Linked DNA regions of Mus musculus: region 1 is linked to region 2. A link is a contact called in ENCODE Hi-C or POLR2A ChIA-PET data. All regions are on one chromosome and are shown on one strand. The core of a region is the stretch at or near the end of the contact, and the rest is flanking DNA. Distances in the headings are between cores, read along the strand shown. Region 1 has its middle 63 kb from the start of Gm33782. Region 2 holds the start of Btg1 (BTG anti-proliferation factor 1).

What was found. A loop is a pair of places that touch in the nucleus more often than their neighbours do. ChIA-PET counts read pairs that join two places held with the same protein, here RNA polymerase II (POLR2A).
Region 1: a loop to region 2 is called in a map of v-Abl transformed pro-B cells, with 3 times the contacts of the local background. The contact joins the enhancer-like site here to the promoter of Btg1 in region 2. A Hi-C loop is called at or near these places in 3 of 37 maps with a recorded cell type or tissue (T-helper 2 cell, mature B cell and v-Abl transformed pro-B cells). POLR2A ChIA-PET finds 5 or more read pairs at or near these places in 4 of 5 experiments (Patski and embryonic stem cell).

What each region holds. Positions count from the first base shown.
Region 1 is chr10:96,370,225-96,373,128 of GRCm38, reverse strand. No RefSeq gene overlaps it. Among named protein-coding and RNA genes, the nearest start is that of Gm33782, 63 kb to the right of the region's middle. Within about 2 kb of position 1,590, at least 2 of the 3 ENCODE cell types and tissues checked have a DNase peak (open chromatin) inside an H3K27ac peak, as active enhancers do.
Region 2 is chr10:96,615,471-96,618,501 of GRCm38, reverse strand. Btg1 (BTG anti-proliferation factor 1) reads right to left here and starts at 1,501. Exons shown (of 2, transcript NM_007569.2): 1 at 1,030-1,501; 2 at 1-226. The coding sequence starts at 1,177.

The DNA.
Region 1 (2,904 bases), core at 341-2,840, 250 kb after region 2:
TTCTTGTGCCTACCAAGGCATTCTCTTGATCTGTCTCCTGACTAGAACTGTAGGTGTTGAGTACGGACCATACATCTTATTCCTCTTCACTTCACAGGGCTCAGAGGGAGCTCGGGTCATTAGGAATACGCTGAGACTGCCCAGCGTACTCTAAACAACTTAGACAAGAGTGTAAGCCTCGGCTCTCTCACTCAGCAGCTGTTAAAGCCGAGACAAAGAGCTGCTCTTTGAGTTTTAGCGGTGGTGATAGGTGCGAGGAATGTTGATACCCCCACTGGATTGTTGGGAGAAACTGAGAAAATAAAGTTAGCCAAGTGTTACATCAAGTGTCTACCATAAAGTCAACACTCCATAAATTTAAACCCTCTCCCCTTGAGTCCATTTTTCCTTTGCCCTTATTAGGAGTTAATGGTATGTTCTCTTCCTGACGCCCTTTCCTTGAAAAAATACCATGTCAGATGCAACATTCTTGGGAGTTTTTCCTCTATCCCCATAGTCCACTGTAGGCTGGAAACATCTCAAGCCTGCGCTACCAAATACAATAGCTTAATAACTTGTGTCTATTGCAAAAGAGCAATGTTACCTTTCACGAGCGCACGTCTGGCTGACAGCTGCTGCAACTTGGTGCTACCTAGCATCCTGAGAGAGAGCATTGTGCCACATAATGGTAGACTGCGGACAGACCAGAATGCAAGGTATAGCTTCCTTGTATAGTTTTTTATATCATCATTACACTAAAATTAAAAACGTGGATTGATCCACAGAATATCCGAGACCATCTGTCTCCAAGAAGGATTTTGCAGAAATTGAGAGAGGGGAACTTTCTCGTGGTGTCTTATTGTAGCAAATTTTGTGCATGAGCTGTTTAAACTCAATAGAAATGTGCAGCTAAAAATTATTGTTGGGGGATGGCTATGTAGCTCTATGGAAAGAGTATATCGTCAGCATATATGAAGCACTCAGCATCCCCCACATCCCAAAATGTCCTTCTTTCTCATCTTAAAACAATACACTTCTCTCGGGATAAATTCAGCTGCTTTACTCCGTCATCCCCGTTTCCTTATTGGTATTTTTAAAAATATTTTTTATTACATATTTTCCTCAATTACATTTCCAATGCTATCCCAAAAGTCCCCCATACCCTTCCCCCCACTCCCCTATCCACCCATTCCCATTTTTTTGGCCCTGGCGTTCCCCTGTACTGGGGCATATAAAGTTTGCGTGTCCAATGGGCCTCTCTTTCCAGTGATGGCCGACTAGGCCATCTTTTGATACATATGCAGCTAGAGTCAAGAGCTTGGGTTTGATGACGTACATGTACATTGTTCTCAGGAAAACCCAGTGAATTTTTTTAAGATCTCAAATCCAATCTGCATTGTCAGCTGGCCGCGGTGATACACACCTGTGATGCCAGCACTTGGGAGGAGAAGGCAGAATAGTGAGTTCTTTAGGAGTAAACTGCTTATTGCAGCGGAGTGTCTCTCTGCAGACACGGAGCCAGGAACTGTGATCAAATGATACGCGCGACTTGAGGCGAGGCGACAGCGAGCTCTGGAAGAGCCAAATAGTCTTTCTTGCACGTTATCTCTCTTAAGGCCTCCAGTGAGTTTCTACAAAAGGAAAACATCGAGCTTTGGAGTGAAGCGAGGAAGGGCCCGGGATTAGAGGGGATTTCACACATTGTCAAGCCCTGTGGATCACCACATGTGCGTGTGGATCCGAAAGAGTCTGGGAGACTCGTGGATAAAAGGAAAAGAGCTTGTCTAGAAAGGGTTGCTGCTGGATAGACAAGGCTGATTAAACAACAGCAGCGGCGGCGGCGCGCATCACCCAGTCTCTGAAGAGCAGCAGGTGCTGGCTGACAGACAGACACCTTTCCCGCACATGCTCAAGTGAGAAGTGGAAAGAGCTCTGGGCAGGACTATTTTGGGTTCCCAGTGACCTGTGTTGCTATGACATCTGAGATTCGTGGTTAGACCGGATGCCGGATGTCGCCCAGCAGCTGATCGAGAAACCTCTGAAAGTTCACTTCTCTTCTCGGAAATCATCTGTGCATCACAGCTGAGGGAAAAGTGGTTGGGCTGCTCTGTTTTGGGGGGTTTCCCCGCCCCCAGCCCAAGTGAACTGAAGGAATTGAGGGCCTTGGTCTTATAAGCAGCCTTTAAAGTCACAGTGTTTAAATTCTGTGTGGTTTCTCTTAGTGTTCCTATAGGCGCTGCTAATTTACACGTCACCCAGCAGTTTATGTTGATCCTGTCAGCTGCTTATTAACCACCGGAGTGGCACACACTTGGTGAAGTACAAAATGTCAAAGTGAAATGAACTGGTGAAAAGCTTACCCCAAACAGAGCCGGGTGCTGGATGTCTGAGACACTGGCAGTCTGGCAGCTAAACTCGCCGGAGAACTAAGTACCGGGGGCTACAGCAGAGAGTGAATGGCTAGTCCTATTCTTTAGTCAGGAGTGCCTAGTGACTGCCTCTGACACTTTGTGATCCTGGGAAACTTTGCTTAGGTTTCTTGTGCCTAAATTTTCTTCTTCGATAATATATGGTCAATAATATAGTATATTATTCCAGCATGCCGTCCTTACTGACAAGTATCTGTCAATGGTTTGTTTGGGTTTTTTTTATGATTATTGCTGTTAGGGGTGGAGGGAGATGAGTACGTAAGGATCTAGGGAATTATTATCAAAGATCAAACTTGAGAAAAGATATCAGGGAACTTGGTAGTTAGTGCACCTAGAGTCAGGACTTCATAGTTATAAGGAAGGTGCTGGGACATAAGGAGTCGCCAGGACAGAAGAGCCATTAAGGAAGGACATCGTTGTTGTAGGCTGGAGTGCTGGTGTTTTCAGAGAGGTACCCCATTTATTTGTAAGAAAAAAAATATGAGATTTGTCGCTA
Region 2 (3,031 bases), core at 252-2,751:
TACAGCACGCAGATGGAGCCATCCTCTCCAATCCGGTAGGACACTTCGTAGGGGTCAACCCAGAGTGTGAGTTCACTTGGGAGAAGCCTGAACAACTCCTGACTGCTCAGTCCAATCCGCTGGGCTGCCTGTCCAATCAGAGGATCCATCTTATGGTTGATGCGAATACAACGGTAACCTGATCCCTTGCACGGCTTTTCTGGGAACCAGTGATGTTTGTAATGTTCTGTGGAAGAAAAGAACAGAGAAACAATGCTCAGGACGGTAGTCAACGCAGCCGTACCGTAGCGTACTTTCCTCCTCCTGCTGCTAGCTTCTTAGCGAAGCGAAAATGAAAACCACCAACTTTCACAAATGTCCGGGACCGAATTCGCTGTCGTGAGACAGAATAGAGAAAGCAAAGACACTGTGGCAAACACTGTCCGGGTACTGACCGGTTGAGCCGCCAAAACAGGAATCCCGCGCGCAGCCCTGGATGGCCAACTAGCTGGATGGCACAGGCAAGCGGGCGGGAACCTGTTTACTTTCTCCACCCCAACGGGGTCCCATACAATAGACTTTATGGAACTGGTGGGGGGTGGGGGCAAGACAACGCCACTATGGCCAGTTAACCCCAAAGGGAAGAAAACCCAAGAAACCTTAAACCAAGATCTGGGTTGGGTTGTAATTGTACCGGTGACAAATCCGATGATTAATGGGCAAGAGGCACAGGAGGTGCGGAGACCTGGCACGTCCGTCCCGGGCCGGCTCCGAAACACAGAGGCGACAAGCCACCCAGGGGCTCAGCCGCAGACTCTCGCAACGGTCGCGGCGACCCGGCAGAGGAGACCGACGGGACTCCGGGCCCTGGGTCTTTTGTCCCCCGCGACCGGCCGGTAGCCGTCGGGGCGCAGCTCCGCGTCGCCCCGCTTCGGATCCTTTGTTGTGCGTGTCGCGGCGCCCCGCCGCCCAGCTCCCCCCCCCTCCCCCAGCCACGACCGGGACGCGCCCGTTAGTGGCGACCCGCGACGGTCCCCGCGCCCCGCTCACCTGCCAGCAGCTCCTGCAGGCTCTGGCTGAAAGTCTGCAGCTGTCGCTCGCTCGTGAGCCCCTTGGTGCGGAGGAACTTGGAGATGAAGGACACCGCGGCGGCGATCTCGCCTATCATGGTGGCGGCCCGGGTGTAGAAGGGATGCATGGGGGCGGCGGCCGGGGGTGGCCCGGGGCGGCCGGGGCTCGGCCCCGACGGCGAAGCGGCCACCCCGGGCTCTCGCCCAGACCCGACGGCCGAGAGGAAGCGAGGGCGCGAGGCGCGGACGGCTACTGGTTCTAGGGGATTTTTTTTCTTTCCTTTAGAGTAAAAAAGTTATTTTCAAGCCAGGAGGCGGCAGGAGAGACAGAGAGAGACGAGCGATGGCGGCCTGGTCACATCGCTCGGACCTCCCCAGCCGCCTCCGCCTCCAGCTCGGTAGCCTCCGAGGATCCCGAGAGTTGCATTTCCAGCTCCGAGGGGCGAAGAGCTGCCGCCGCCGTGCAGCTCATTTTATAGGGCTGCGGAAAGGAAGTGGCGTACCCGGGGCGTGAGGGCGGACGCCAGCCAATCCGGAGATCGCACCATTGTGACGCAGGCAGATTCGGGGCTGGAGGGGGCGGGAGAAAGGCCGCCAGGGGGCGTGCCCAGAGGCCGGGATGAGAGGGAGGAGCTGACGTAATCTGCTTGTAAACAAATAAACCCCCCGAGTGGCAGCCTGAGACTCCGGAGCGGTGGAGGGCGGAGAAAGAAGCCAAGGAGGCGCGTGTGAAAGCTCCGCCCCCGAGCTAGCTCCGCCCCCGGTTCGGGCCAGCGGGGACCCTCCAGTCCCCGAGCGGGCTCCGGGTTCCTCACTTACTGCGGTGTGGCTGGAACCTCAGGACTGAGGTTCGGTCTCCGCAGCCCCAGTCCTTTGCGTACCCCATGTTTACATCTGAGCCCAGTTCCAGCCGGCTTGGCTGGCAGCCCTGGCGGGAGGAGCGTGCGGTGGCGGAGACTAAGGCTCCGCTAGGGAATGGAAGGAAGGACTCGCTCCCTGGAGCTATCCTGCGGCTTAATCCAAGCCATTGCCCCTAGGGTTTGCAGAACCCCGGGGGGCTGGGGGGGGGGAGAAGATGAGCCTTGAAACTCATAAAAATCTGCATATGTATTTTAGAAAGGCACAACAAATTCGTTTTTCTAGTTCAAGTGATGTCAGAACTTTAGAGTTGTGCTGCTGTTGACACATAAGATAAAACTTTAAGCTTGTCGAGAGTGTTAAGCATAGACACCCATATTTACTGGCAAAGACGGTTGTAAACAGCCTAGAAAAAAAGGAAAGCATGAGCCTGCTAAAACTATTAGACCCAAAATAGGGTTAACCCAACTCTCTTAAAGTAGGAGAAGGGAGAGAAAACAATGAAGTCCAGGCAGGAAGAAGAAAGCAAACAAGAGGCAGAAGTTGAACTCTACCAGATGGAAATAAATATTTAGAGTTTAGTTGGTCATCAGATGCAATACACACCACTTTAAAATATATATATGTGTGTGTGTGTGTGTGTGTGTGTGTGTGTGTGTGTGTGTGTATGGAGCTAGAGGAGAAACAAGAGGATAATTGGTTCTGAAATTAATTTGAAAAGGTGACCTATACATCATTTATCATTAATATACAATACTTAAGTACCCACATATTATCTAAAGATAATGTTAGAAAGCACTTCAGAAAGTATCAAGTTTTTTTTTATAATAAACTGAATCAAAAAATAACATCTTTGTGCATGTGTGTGTGTGCGTGTGCGTGTGCGTGTGCGTGTGCGTGTGTGTGTGTGTGTGTGTGTGAATTGTCAGATAGGACTTTCTGAAAACAGACGCAGGGTTTTGACTGGAGGCTCATCTTACCATCCCGGAAGATAAAGAACCAAAAGTGAGTCCTTGAACCATAGGCTATCAAGAGGTCTGCATCTCTCTCTCCCACCCGCCTCCCCACGCGTTCTGTCCTTTCCAGTCTGGATTAGGAAGAGAATAAAACTGTCTCCTTTGCCT